2 separate regions of the Homo sapiens genome follow, and region 2 is linked to region 1. A link is a contact called in ENCODE Hi-C or POLR2A ChIA-PET data. All regions are on one chromosome and are shown on one strand. Each heading gives the region's core, a stretch centred on a gene start or an enhancer-like site at or near the end of the contact. The rest is flanking DNA. Distances are from core to core; before and after follow the strand shown.

Region 1 (7,297 bases), core at 3,528-6,027:
ATGATTCAATTATCTCCCACCAGGTCCCTCCCATGACACATGAGAATTATGGGAGCTACAATTCAAGATGAGATTTGGGTGGGCACACAGCCAAACCATATCGGAAGCAAACTCAACTTAACATTTACTAAACCAGCAAGTTAGCCATCCTACTTGGTCGTGATCAGAAAGTGGATGTTGCTTGTGATAACTTAATGGCTCAAAGCAGCCTAAGTTCCATAGCCTAGTAAAGAGTTAATAATACTTAATAAGGAGTTTATTATATGTCATGTCATATTATATCTCATGTCAAAATGATCATATTAGGGTAAACATCTGTTTTAGACTATTTGTGTATTAATTTAAACACAGTGACATTCCTTCATTTTGAGTATTTAATGTACTTATAAATGCAACCAAGCAGCAATCGGGTTTTAAATCTTTTTAATAGTCTGTAAATCTCTGGATTGGCTGTTTTCACTATTTTTAAACCTACACTTAGCTGTATCTTTTTGAAATTTGAGTATATGTTTAGCTGAAAATAAGTACCTACAGAAGAAATGGGAATGGTGTGGCAGGCATGCTGTCCTACTAGGCATACCTTCAAATATTTTTTTAGGTATATGAAATTCATAAGCTATTCAGTCCATGCATATTGGGAGGCTGTGGGAAATGTCATTTTAACGGTGAGATTTAACATCGATGTTTCAAAGAAATACTGTTTAGCTACCCACTTTACTGCTTGCTTGTGATTTTCTTAGCTTTTATGTTGACTGACAGGCTCCCCATACCCAATCCGTCACTCCACCCTCCAACCTCTGGGCATCCAGTACCCTTGGTCTGTCCCTTGAGGAACCCCGGGCACCCTGTTGTGCCTTATTCATACCATCCCTTTTTGTTAACGGCCATTCTCCCAATTTAACCTACTCATTCTTTTCTATTATCCAATTAAACAAGGTCCTATCTTGGGTCCCTTATTCTTTTGTCCCTTTTGCCCCCCTCTTAGTTGATTAAATCTAAGTTTTTAATAAATGCTCTTCTCCCATCAGGTAACAAAACCAAAGCATAGTTTTTTAACCTAAGGAATATTTTGCTGTACAGTTTTTACACACCGTGGCAATTGTGTGATTCTAGTCTTTACTCCCTCAAGTCTCTCCCTGAAAATGTCCTGGGAATTCTTTTCCTATATTTTTCATCATGTCTTACTCTAATCAAGAAAAAAAAAAACCCAATAAGAAGTCAACAGGTTCAGTACTCTCAGAGTAAAGTTACAACTCTTCAAATTTTGATGGACTGAAGCAGCTCATTTGTAACTTCTATCCCTATAAATCCATCCCAGAAATCACCTCACTAAAATAGTTTGTCATGTTATGTTCTACTCAAAGGATTTCATTCCTCCTAATGACCTCAGAATCAAGTTCCAGCTCTTCATACTTTTTCAAAGTCCCTCATATCTGGTGTCACCTGAATTTCCTAACATTGTTTCCCATAATCTTCCAATCCAAACATGTGTTCAGCAAACTGGCTTTCTCTTTTCTTTAATTTGAAATATCCTTCCTTTAACTTTCTCTCCTCCTTCCTAAATTTTTATCATACTTTAAGGCATAGCTTCACCTCACCTCCTGATTAACCCTTACTTGAATACTCAGTCCATACAGATTTCATTTCTAGGCAATTCTATTTTTCTTTCCTTTTTTTTCTGAATCAAATAACAGCTTAAATTTTTATATAACCATTCCACAACTACAGTTTATGTGTAATATAAGCATATTCAAGCTGAAATAAGCCTAAGGGCAGCTGATGCCTGAATACTAAAATGCTGATTCTAAAATCAGGAAAGATCTAGTAAGTTACAGAGGGTCTTTAACTGGACACTTCATGAGAACACTAAAACTGTTGCTTACAGCGCATGAAACCCAAACCTATAATGAGAAATGCAAAGCATATGTACTTATAATACCAGTATATAAACTATAAAGCTTAGGGTGTTCAATAGACTCTGATGTCATTCCCCGTGTCTTCCTCAGGGATGTGAAATAAGTCCTACCTACTGTGGGTAGGGCACTCAGCTGACTTTGATTTTCCTCTTTGAGTCACATCTCATTTGGTCTACTGTGGCATGGCCATTCTTGTTTCTCGGCTCTTATTACTAATTGTTAGTAGTTCTTAGTCTTTCTTAGGGTTAGTGCTGTTTAATCCAGAAATGACCTTTTAGGGCCTGAATTCAGTCCTTCTATCCTGAGCGTAGAGTGTCTGCATGCCTCATGTGGGGATTAGAATTCTAACTCTGGCAGCTGTGTTGTCTCTGTGCTATGTGGCTGGCAAAGACTTTAAAGCCCATTTGTAGGAAGAATATCTTTTGTAAACCATCAGCTTTGAAGTCAGATTTCTAAGTCTAAATTTTCTATAGAAAGCCAACGGCAAACAAAATAACATGCCCTCAGTTTAAATATCACTCCCCTGAACCACCTCACCCAGTAATTGTACCCAGTCTAAATCGTTTTTTGTTTTAAAATTTCTTTGAAAATGTTCCTTTTTTCAGAACATTTGTATAGTAAGTAATACAGTAAGTAACTATTGGAGTTGTAGGGTGATTCATTGATGAATGTATTTCTTCTTCACTCTGGTGTATATTCCAACAGAGCAGAGACTGATTTATTGCATCATTACCTTCCTGTCCTCTAGCATTGGCCCAGCTCCCCAAATACTTGTTGAGTGGAAGAATACCTCATAAGGTTGATATAGATGGAAAAGAAATAAACTGTATATAGCACTATATAAACAAACATACCCAGTCAGTCCTCTGTATTCGCAGGGTCTACATTATGGGACTCAACCAACTATACACTGGAAACATTCAAGGAAAGAAGAAAAAAAAATAACAATACAACAATAAAAATAATACAGTCCAACAACTATTTTCATAGCATTTACATTGTATTAGGTATCATAAGTAATATAGAGATGTTTTAAAGCATAGAAGATACATTAATATGTAGGTTTTATACACATAGTGCACCATTTTACATAAGGGACTTGAACATCCATGAATTTTGGTATCCCTCAGGGTTCTGAAACTAATCCCTGATAGATGCGACTGTATATGTGTGTATGTATCAGTATATAGAATACTATGGTTAGCACATGGTAAGTATTCCATACATTTTGATTGTTTTTTATTATTATTGCTTGGAACCTCAACTGAAAATGTGTCTCCTTCTTGCACAGAACATGGATACTTCTTGTGCTATGTCACAAGAAGTCACTATCTCCCCAAATAAAAGGCTAGATTGACCAGAATGTTTGCATCTTTCCCATTCAAGCACCTGGCTAGGCCCATTAAGCCTAGGGCCCTACCTCTCAATGCTTTTCAATCCCCTGACACTCAGTACTCTCATTACATATTTGGTGACTTAATTTACAGAATTGCTAAACTCACATTTCTGAACATGGCTTCTAAAACTGACTATCTCTCCCCAGCTTAGCCAGAAGGGCTGCAAGGAAGAACAGAGACCAGAAGGCCTACAGCAGCTAGCAAGGTTAACTTCATGGAGCACCATCGTGCCTTTCAAAGTTCCCATTTCACAAAGTTTTGCCTGGGAACTCAGCAGGAACTTTAGCAACAGGAGAGAATTAGAAATAAATGGCTAAATGAAACCTAGATTTATGTTTCAGTCAATTGAGAGAATCTGACATGTTATGTGCCAGCCCACAGTAGGTATTCAGTAAGTAACTGTTGAATAAATTTGGTGGTAGAAAAAAATATCTCAGTGGCTCTTGGCATTCATTGCCTCTTCTATAGAGACTATACTATACATCCCTCTGCTGCCTTTGAGCAGGACTTTAAAACTCTATGACTCTAGTAAAATCAAGAGTATTTTCACAACCAAGATAAGTTTTTACAATGGTTTTCCTCCACATGGTAAAAAAGAAAGAAGGAAAAAAAATGATGAAGCTCCCTGAATTACTGGATGGGAAACACTGGCTTCTTTAATGCAGGAATGCAGACTGGCTTCGGGGTTCTTGAAGGAGAAATGCATAACTCTTCCTCTCCAGGCTTTTGGCTGGAGACACCCTGTGGGTAAGTTAGGGGAGAGGTAAGAGGGAGCGGGCAATTCCAGTATTTTCACATAGGGAAAGGGTAACGAAGAATCAGGCTGTAAAAGCCAGCTATTGGGAGAGGAAATAAAACTTAAAAATTTGTCATCGTTACTGAAAAAAAAAAAAAAAAAGGTAGGGACAAAAGGAATAGGAAAATGATGGGGGTGGGGGGACTAGTAAAGGAAAACCTGCAAAGGAAGTTGGAAAGAGGAAAGAGTGTCATACGCATTTTGTTTTTATTCCTGCTCCTTCTCTCTCACTCCCTCCAGAAGCTAGAAAAAGTTTGCAAGCGCAACTTTAGGGATGGGAGACGGGGCTCTTCACCAACAGCCCCACGAAAAGAAGTGCCCGCTTTACCCTTCCCCATTCGCGCCGCCGTCCTTTCCCTCTAGCGGGGTGATGGGCAGGAGGCGACACTCTTGGGACGCGGTAGCCCAGGCGGATCCCCCGGAATCCCGCTGGGCTGGAGCAGCACGCAGCTCTCTCTCTGGCAAAGCCTCCTCTGCCTTGGCCATCCACCTCCCGGAAAAGAAAAAGGAAAGATCGAGCCTCTAAACAGTCCTTTTCCCCCACCCCCTCTTCCCGGGGGAGCTCAGGAAGAAAGTACCGTTCTGTGATTCACTGGAGAGAAAAGAGGGAGGAGGCAAAAGAACTCGGAGTGCCAAAGCTAAATAAGTTAGCTGAGAAAACGCACGCAGTTTGCAGCGCCTGCGCCGGGTGCGCCAACTACGCAAAGACCAAGCGGGCTCCGCGCGGACCGGCCGCGGGGCTAGGGACCCGGCTTTGGCCTTCAGGCTCCCTAGCAGCGGGGAAAAGGAATTGCTGCCCGGAGTTTCTGCGGAGGTGGAGGGAGATCAGGAAACGGCTTCTTCCTCACTTCGCCGCCTGGTGAGTGTCGGGGAGATTGGCAAACGCCTAGGAAAGGACTGGGGAAAATAGCCCTGGGAAAGTGGAGAAGGTGATCAGGAGGCCGGTCCACTACGGCAGTTTATCTGTCTGATCAGAGCCAGACGCGACGCGTCCACTTCGCAGTTCTTTCCAGGTGTGGGGACCGCAGGACAGACGGCCGATCCCGCCGCCCTCCGTACCAGCACTCCCAGGAGAGTCAGCCTCGCTCCCCAACGTCGAGGGCGCTCTGGCCACGAAAAGTTCCTGTCCACTGTGATTCTCAATTCCTTGCTTGGTTTTTTTCTCCAGAGAACTTTTGGGTGGAGATATTAACTTTTTTCTTTTTTTTTTCCTTGGTGGAAGCTGCTCTAGGGAGGGGGGAGGAGGAGGAGAAAGTGAAATGTGCTGGAGAAGAGCGAGCCCTCCTTGTTCTTCCGGAGTCCCATCCATTAAGCCATCACTTCTGGAAGATTAAAGTTGTCGGACATGGTGACAGCTGAGAGGAGAGGAGGATTTCTTGCCAGGTGGAGAGTCTTCACCGTCTGTTGGGTGCATGTGTGCGCCCGCAGCGGCGCGGGGCGCGTGGTTCTCCGCGTGGAGTCTCACCTGGGACCTGAGTGAATGGCTCCCAGGGGCTGTGCGGGGCATCCGCCTCCGCCTTCTCCACAGGCCTGTGTCTGTCCTGGAAAGATGCTAGCAATGGGGGCGCTGGCAGGATTCTGGATCCTCTGCCTCCTCACTTATGGTTACCTGTCCTGGGGCCAGGCCTTAGAAGAGGAGGAAGAAGGGGCCTTACTAGCTCAAGCTGGAGAGAAACTAGAGCCCAGCACAACTTCCACCTCCCAGCCCCATCTCATTTTCATCCTAGCGGATGATCAGGGATTTAGAGATGTGGGTTACCACGGATCTGAGATTAAAACACCTACTCTTGACAAGCTCGCTGCCGAAGGAGTTAAACTGGAGAACTACTATGTCCAGCCTATTTGCACACCATCCAGGAGTCAGTTTATTACTGGAAAGTAAGTGTTCCTACTTCTTATATTTATTCCTTGGAGAAATCTTAAGCATTTAATGAAGATCCAGCTCCAAATTTAAGGGAGTAACAGAAAGTATGGGGAACAACTGAATGAATGAAGAATGAATGAATGATGTATGGTATTGGGGTACCGTGTTAAAATGGATACAATGTTAATGATCTTAATTTTCTAGTCACTAGTGTAGTCTAGTTTTCCTTTTTACAGAGCCAATTATAAGTTTCTAAATGAGATGAGAACGTATAAATACCCACAAACCAGAGATTTCCAGAAATGGTCTCCTGTTTCAAATCTATTCTACTTTTGAGCATGCTCAGATTTTGTTTCAGATGTCATACTAGAATTCACACTCACCATCACTGATAAGAAAGATCAAAAATTTTTTTTACTCTTGGTGCATTCTTAAATCTAGAATTATCAGAGAAAATGAACCAACGAAACAGATATAGAGTAATGTAAAATATGACCAGTTTATGTATGACTCTGCTTCGGTCTTTGATGGGTCATTTTCTCTTATGAGACCCCCTAATGAAGGCCATATTTAATTAGCAAAGCAGTTCTCAAAATGCAAGGAAATACAATGGTAAGTGCTCAAGAGGAGTCAAACTTCATCTGCAGTTTTCTGTTGCTCTTCACAGGTCTGGAATTTTCTGACTAACCAACAGAAATCAGACTATTTGGATGCTTAAGTAAAGTGCTTTTCATATTGTTGCTGCTTTGCTAAGTAGCTAAATCTTCTACTTAAATTGTTCAAACATTTTCATATTTTTACTCTATCCTATCAGAACACAGGCTACTGTAATTGATTTGGATGTACAAATTCAGCCTGTGGAACGAAGATAAACTAGGAAGGGCAGGGGTTAAGCTGGACAGAGGTAGAAGAAAATCCTTAGCCATTTCAATCTATGTCTTGTGATTTCAGTTGCAGGACAGGGAACCCTTGCTTCTGTGAAGTTGTTCTTGGAATTGGATCCTATAAAAGTAGCCAGTATCCATTGGAAAAATAAAGACTATTTTGTAAGAATCTCTGTCTCGCAGAGACTTTTGCTTACAGCATGATTTCCACTGCTTAGCAAACTGTCAGAACTTAGCATCATTGCCAGAAAAGAAAAAAATTATTGTCCTTCCCTCTCCTGAGAATGAGAAAAGTCTCACTGTACTTCAGGGTCATTTTAAAGGTTAACTGTGGCATCAGAAAATCAAGGGTATTTGATATTTATAAAGGAGTAGATTATTGGCTGGAAAATAACTAGTCCATCTGGTGGCCTAGAGGTCAAGTTCTTCATGTCTGATTC
Region 2 (7,297 bases), core at 2,505-5,004, 77 kb after region 1:
AATCACCTGAGGTCAGAAGTTCGAAATCAGCCTGGCCAACACAGTGAAACGCTATCTCTACTAAAAATACAAAAATTAGCCAGGCTTGGTGGTATGCACCTGTAATTCCAGCTACTCGGGTGGCTGAGGCAGGAGAATCATTTGAACCCGGGAGGCAGAGGTTGCAGTGGGCCAAGATCGTGCCACTGCACTCCAGCCTGGGTGATAGAGCGAGACTGTCTAAAAAAAAAAAAAAAAAAAAAAAAAAAATTATCAAGAACAGTAACAATGCCTTCTAAACTTGGTACTTATGATGTTTATGAAAAGATTATTTCTTTAGGAATTTCTTACATTTTAAATTACCACAATCATGACTATTGCAAAACTGACAGCTAAATGATCAGTGGAGTAAACAGGGTCCATGTGAATGCTGCTTTGCAATAGTGATCAGATATCACTCCAGTGCCCACAGAAACATCAGTGTGTGTTGCAATTAACACTTCAAAAAGCTCATAGTTTCATCATGCTATCATTAAAACATTAAAAATAAATTGAACTATTCATCCAAGGCATGTATAACATGTTGGCCTTTCAGGTTAAATCACTGTGAAAAAAGCTGCTTTTGACCTCAATATTTTTTTTGTAATTTGATTCCAAGATTATTTACATATTTACCCTAACAATTTTCTGCAACCTTAATTTTATTTTCATTTTTATATTTTCTATTTTAAAAGTGTTTTTCAACTTATAACTATAGAATCAATTTTTAAATGTCAGAAACTAACTAGTATATCATGGCCCAAGTGAAAATTCATACACTTGTGTAATAATAACCCCTTCTTGGAAAACGCCCTTGGCAAATACCACTGGAAAGAGAAAAATGCAAGAAATTAACATTCACTTAATTTTTAACATATTAGAAAGTGTTATGCTTTCTTAGACTATTTTATAAGTGATTATAGTTTTTTAAAAAGAGACACTGTGGGAAACATACATAAGGACTTATTACCTGTTGTTTTTGGAAAAATATAATTTGTAGCACTAGCTAAAACATTTATTCTAAAATGATTTTTAAACAATAATGTATTGTGTAGTCAGAAACCTCTATCTCGTTTCAGAGATCTAACAGATTAGAGATTAAGGGCCAGGCACTGTGGCTCACGCCTGCAATCCCAGCACTTTGGGAGGCCGAGGTGGGCGGATCACGAGGTCAGGAGATCGAGACCATCCTGGCTGCTACGGTGAAACCCCGTCTCTAATTTAAAAAAATACAAAAAAATTATCTGGGCGTGGTGGCAGGCGCCTGTAGTCCCAGCTACTCCGGAGGGTGAGGCAGGAGAATGGCGTGAACCCGGGAGGCGGAGCTTGCAGTGAGCCTAGATCACACCACTGCGCTCCAGCCTGGGCGACAGAGCGAGACTCCGTCTCAAAAAAAAGAATGAACTATTGTTTTACAATCAAACAGGAGATTTTTCTCTAATTTTTCCTTGTATTTTTAGTACTTAAGAGTTAGCTTGAAATAAATGATCTCAGGAAACTAGGAGCTAATGATTTAGAAGGCCCCTAGGTTAAAAGCAATAATAATAATAACACTCTGATTCCGTATATCTTTTCTCTTACCTTGTCAGTTTTCAGTCATGTAATTAAGAGATTAAAGTGTATTCAAATTAATTCCACTATAAGAACTTTAAAAGACTTTGAGGCTGGGCACAGTGGCTTCGCACCTGTAATCGCAGCACTTTGGGAGGCCAAGGCAGGTAGATCACTTGAGGTCAGGAGTTCGAGACTAGCCTGGCCAACATGGTGAAACCCTGTCTCTACTAAAAATACAAAAAAAAAAAAAATCTGGGCATGTTGGTGCATGCCTGTAATCCCAGCTACTGGGGAGGCTGAGGCAGGAGAATCGCTTGAACCTGGGAGGTGAAAGTTGCAGTGAGCCGAGATCACGCCACTGCACTCCACCCTGGGTGACGACTAAGACTCCGTCTCAAAAAGACTTTCGAGATAAGTGGCAAAATTTTACTTTCAAAAGTACTGGCTTAGATTGAAATGCATTTCAAATGTTAAATAGGAAGTTAATTAGAGTAAGACTTGTGAGTAAAGAGCAGAAATGCTGAATTGGTCATTTATCATTGGGGTCAATTATAATTTAACAATGATGCCCATAGAAACATTTTTTAATTTAGGGATCATTGTTTTATGTAGAATATCTCTTTTATCCTGCCCTGATAACAATTTTTTTCTCTTTTCTTAAGGTATCAGATACACACCGGACTTCAACATTCTATCATAAGACCTACCCAACCCAACTGTTTACCTCTGGACAATGCCACCCTACCTCAGAAACTGAAGGAGGTTGGATATTCAACGCATATGGTCGGAAAATGGCACTTGGGTTTTTACAGAAAAGAATGCATGCCCACCAGAAGAGGATTTGATACCTTTTTTGGTTCCCTTTTGGGAAGTGGGGATTACTATACACACTACAAATGTGACAGTCCTGGGATGTGTGGCTATGACTTGTATGAAAACGACAATGCTGCCTGGGACTATGACAATGGCATATACTCCACACAGATGTACACTCAGAGAGTACAGCAAATCTTAGCTTCCCATAACCCCACAAAGCCTATATTTTTATATATTGCCTATCAAGCTGTTCATTCACCACTGCAAGCTCCTGGCAGGTATTTCGAACACTACCGATCCATTATCAACATAAACAGGAGGAGATATGCTGCCATGCTTTCCTGCTTAGATGAAGCAATCAACAACGTGACATTGGCTCTAAAGACTTATGGTTTCTATAACAACAGCATTATCATTTACTCTTCAGATAATGGTGGCCAGCCTACGGCAGGAGGGAGTAACTGGCCTCTCAGAGGTAGCAAAGGAACATATTGGGAAGGAGGGATCCGGGCTGTAGGCTTTGTGCATAGCCCACTTCTGAAAAACAAGGGAACAGTGTGTAAGGAACTTGTGCACATCACTGACTGGTACCCCACTCTCATTTCACTGGCTGAAGGACAGATTGATGAGGACATTCAACTAGATGGCTATGATATCTGGGAGACCATAAGTGAGGGTCTTCGCTCACCCCGAGTAGATATTTTGCATAACATTGACCCCATATACACCAAGGCAAAAAATGGCTCCTGGGCAGCAGGCTATGGGATCTGGAACACTGCAATCCAGTCAGCCATCAGAGTGCAGCACTGGAAATTGCTTACAGGAAATCCTGGCTACAGCGACTGGGTCCCCCCTCAGTCTTTCAGCAACCTGGGACCGAACCGGTGGCACAATGAACGGATCACCTTGTCAACTGGCAAAAGTGTATGGCTTTTCAACATCACAGCCGACCCATATGAGAGGGTGGACCTATCTAACAGGTATCCAGGAATCGTGAAGAAGCTCCTACGGAGGCTCTCACAGTTCAACAAAACTGCAGTGCCGGTCAGGTATCCCCCCAAAGACCCCAGAAGTAACCCTAGGCTCAATGGAGGGGTCTGGGGACCATGGTATAAAGAGGAAACCAAGAAAAAGAAGCCAAGCAAAAATCAGGCTGAGAAAAAGCAAAAGAAAAGCAAAAAAAAGAAGAAGAAACAGCAGAAAGCAGTCTCAGGTTCAACTTGCCATTCAGGTGTTACTTGTGGATAAGCACAAATATTTCCTGTTTGGTTAAACTTTAATCAGTTCTTATCTTTCATCTGTTTCCTAGGTAAACCAGCAAATTTGGCTCGATAATATCGCTGGCCTAAGCGTCAGGCTTGTTTTCATGCTGTGCCACTCCAGAGACTTCTGCCACCTGGCCGCCACACTGAAAACTGTCCTGCTCAGTGCCAAGGTGCTACTCTTGCAAGCCACACTTAGAGAGAGTGGAGATGTTTATTTCTCTTGCTCCTTTAGAAAACGTGGTGAGTCCTGAGTTCCACTGCTGTGCTTCAGTCAACTGACCAAACACTGCTTTGAATTATAGGAGGAGAACAATAACCTACCATCCGCAAGCATGCTAATTTGATGGAAGTTACAGGGTATACCATCCGCAAGCATGCTAATTTGATGGAAGTTACAGGGTAGCATGATTAAAACTACCTTTGATAAATTACAGTCAAAGATTGTGTCACCTCAAAGGCCTTGAAGAATATATTTTCTTGGTGAATTTTTGTATGTCTGTCATATGACACTTGGGTTTTTTAATTAATTCTATTTTATATATATATATATGTTTCTTTTCCTGTGAAAAGCTGTTTTTCTCACATGTGAACAGCTTGCACCTCATTTTACCATGCGTGAGGGAATGGCAAATAAGAATGTTTGAGCACACTGCCCACAATGAATGTAACTATTTTCTAAACACTTTACTAGAAGAACATTTCAGTATAAAAAACCTAATTTATTTTTACAGAAAAATATTTTGTTGTTTTTATAAAAAGTTATGCAAATGACTTTATTTTATTTTTATTTCCTGCATACCATTAGAATAATTTTATTTCATTTCTTCAAATTACCAAGCACTGTAATACTATAAATTAATGTAATACTGTGTGAATTCAGACTATAAAAAACATCATTCAGAAAACTTTATAATCGTCATTGTTCAACCAAGATTTTGAATGTAATAAGATGAATATATTCCTTACAAATTACTTGGAAATTCAATGTTTGTGCAGAGTTGAGACAACTTTATTGTTTCTATCATAAACTATTTATGTATCTTAATTATTAAAATGATTTACTTTATGGCACTAGAAAATTTACTGTGGCTTTTCTGATCTAACTTCTAGCTAAAATTGTATCATTGGTCCTAAAAAATAAAAATCTTTACTAATAGGCAATTGAAGGAATGGTTTGCTAACAACCACAGTAATATAATATGATTTTACAGATAGATGCTTCCCCTTGGCTATGACATGGAGAAAGATTTTCCCATAATAATAACTAACATTTATATTAGGTTGGTGCAAAACTAGTTGCGGTTTTTCCCATTAAAAGTAATAAACTTACTCTTATACAAAGTGGACACTGTGGGGAGATACAGAGAAATGGAAGATACGGATCCTGCCTGGAGTAGGTAACCTTGCTTGGAAACCCCACATGCAAACGTCATGAGGAGAATTAAAGGAGTATTATCAGTAATGAAGTTTATCATGGGTCATCAATGAGCATAGATTGGTGTGGATCCTGTAGACCCTGGTGTTTTCTTTGAAGTGCCCTCTCCTAATGCAGAGGCCTTGAAGCTTACAGTATACACTTGAAAAGTCACAGATAGCTAGAATTATGATCTTTGAAGTTATAACTGTGATCTGAAAATGTGTGTGGTGGTATGACAGCATACCATTAAATACATTTACATCACAGCTCAAAGGACTGTGATATAATCCATTTATATCACAACTCAAAGGACTGTGATATAATCCATTTATATCACAGCTCACAGTTTCTGAAAATGTATAAAAGAATCTATAATCTAGTACTGAAATTACTAAATTGGGTAAGATGATTTAAATGATTTTAATTTTAACATTTTATTTCTAGAATATATGGCTCCATTTTATTTTATAGTGTAAAGTTGTATTTCCTAAAGTTTGTGTTTTGTCGACAGTATCTTTTAAATGAGTCTTAAAAATAAAGGCATATTGTTCATGTTTTTCTTTCCTGGTGGCACATAAATGACATGTCTTAAAATAGATGGCATCTTATACATTTTTTAAAAATAGACATCTTTACACTAAAAAAGAGTTCTGAAGAAAGTAAGTTTGGGAGATGCTGGGTTAAAGAACGTCAAAGGAGTCACTTTAATGCAGGTTTTTCTTTTAGAGGAGTTTTTAAAATCTTAGCTTGTATTGTAACCCTGACAGAAGGAAAATGTTATACAGTATTTCATAATTTCACCACAAAACTGCTGTCTGTGGCACAATGCACAGGACTAGGGTTCTGAGGAACTATACTGTTATTGGAAACATAGTGTAAACATAGAATCTTCTAGAAGTTCCTAGAAAGACAAAAAAAGAAGCAAAGAGGCAAATTAGGATTAAGAAATACCAGTAGGCATCACCTATTGTGATGTAATTCTAAGTTCTCTATAAATGATTATAATCTTCTCAGTGAAAATAATTTAGCCCACAGTGTTCTACTGGAAATGGCTTCATGGATGTTGATCACTGTTTTAGAGAGTACCTGCCACCTGCCCAGGGCTCTAGGCAGGATGTGGTTTACAAGAAGTCTCAGTGTCTTGCCCTCAAGAAATTAAAATATAATCTAATAGTCATGTATAAGTCATGAACAAAAATGTTTCTAAAAATGCTGGCAGCAAATCACTAGGGATTTCAAGATGGCCAGGAAGGAAAACACTGTGTCCTTGAGTTTTGTGCCCTAATCACTGATGCCATGTTAATATGAGGAATTCATTCTCAGGTGTTAGCTTCCTAAACTGTGATCTTCAGGATGTGTTTCTAGGCTGCCTGTGGTTCTTTCAAGTGTCAACTGCACCTCTTTTAAACCTCTGATCTTTCTTAGGGTTTCAAAAGAAACTCTCATTAGCTTTGTCAGAAAATAATTTTTGAATATGGCTATGTTTCTGGGTTGAGAAGGGATATAAAAACTTTTTTCCAATGAAAACATCAACAACAAAAATATTTGTAGTACCTTTCAGCCAGTGAAAACATCTACCTCAGGTCTGTCAAATTTCAAGTCTAACTAAAGAACTTGTTTCATCTGTTTTTACATACTCTTTCTTCCTTTTTTCTAAAAATTGAATGGATATTTTTGTTTTCTTGACCAGACCCCTTTTAAAATTCTTAAGAACAGAGGAACACTGTCATTGATAGTTGAATAATAATACTTTTTTGTACTTTCAACATTCCTCTCTGAGAATATACCATATTAGTGCGCACATCTCCACATTATTTCTTTATATTACTGAACAGTATTTTATTATATAGATATGCCATTTTTTATCTTTTCACATGTTAATGGACACTTGGGTTGTTTCCAGGTTTAAGCTAATATAACTAAAAATGCTATGTATTTTCAAGTGCAGGTGTTTCTTGATTTTCTAAGGCACATGAATTTTGCATCAGGATCAGCTTCCTAAGCATTTTATTCATACCATTTTTGAACATACAAATTGTGAATTTGTCAGTAGCAGAATGTGTGATGTTGGCAGGAAAAAATTTCCTTGCCAAAAGCAGCACAATTCCTCTATGGTAAACTAATAGCTAAATTGTTTCTTCATACAATGACTTCATAGAATTCATTCATTCATTCAACAAATACTTGCTGAATCTTACTCTCTCAGGCAATGTTCTAGGATCTTGGG

Evidence for each region. A loop is a pair of places that touch in the nucleus more often than their neighbours do. ChIA-PET counts read pairs that join two places held with the same protein, here RNA polymerase II (POLR2A). Pooled maps may share reads with other maps.
Region 2: a pooled map shows a loop between it and region 1 (4-fold over the local background). The contact joins the enhancer-like site here to the promoter of ARSJ in region 1. A Hi-C loop is called at or near these places in 1 of 168 maps with a recorded cell type or tissue (IMR-90) and 2 of 50 pooled maps. POLR2A ChIA-PET finds 5 or more read pairs at or near these places in 3 of 52 experiments (Caco-2, OCI-LY7 and WTC11).

Annotation. Positions count from the first base shown.
Region 1 is chr4:113,977,127-113,984,423 of GRCh38, reverse strand. ARSJ (arylsulfatase family member J) reads left to right here and starts at 4,777. Exons shown (of 2, transcript NM_024590.4): 1 at 4,777-5,987. The coding sequence starts at 5,590. It overlaps LOC107986305 (a long non-coding RNA gene), which reads right to left and starts at 4,611. Exons shown (of 2, transcript XR_001741794.2): 1 at 4,438-4,611; 2 at 2,896-4,054. LOC124900762 (a long non-coding RNA gene) reads left to right here. Exons shown (of 3, transcript XR_007058237.1): 3 at 3,460-3,529.
Region 2 is chr4:113,898,613-113,905,909 of GRCh38, reverse strand. It overlaps ARSJ (arylsulfatase family member J), which reads left to right. Exons shown (of 2, transcript NM_024590.4): 2 at 2,235-5,626. The coding sequence ends at 3,636. Among named protein-coding and RNA genes, the nearest start is that of ARSJ, 77 kb to the left of the region's middle. Within about 2 kb of position 3,754, at least 4 of the 41 ENCODE cell types and tissues checked have a DNase peak (open chromatin) inside an H3K27ac peak, as active enhancers do.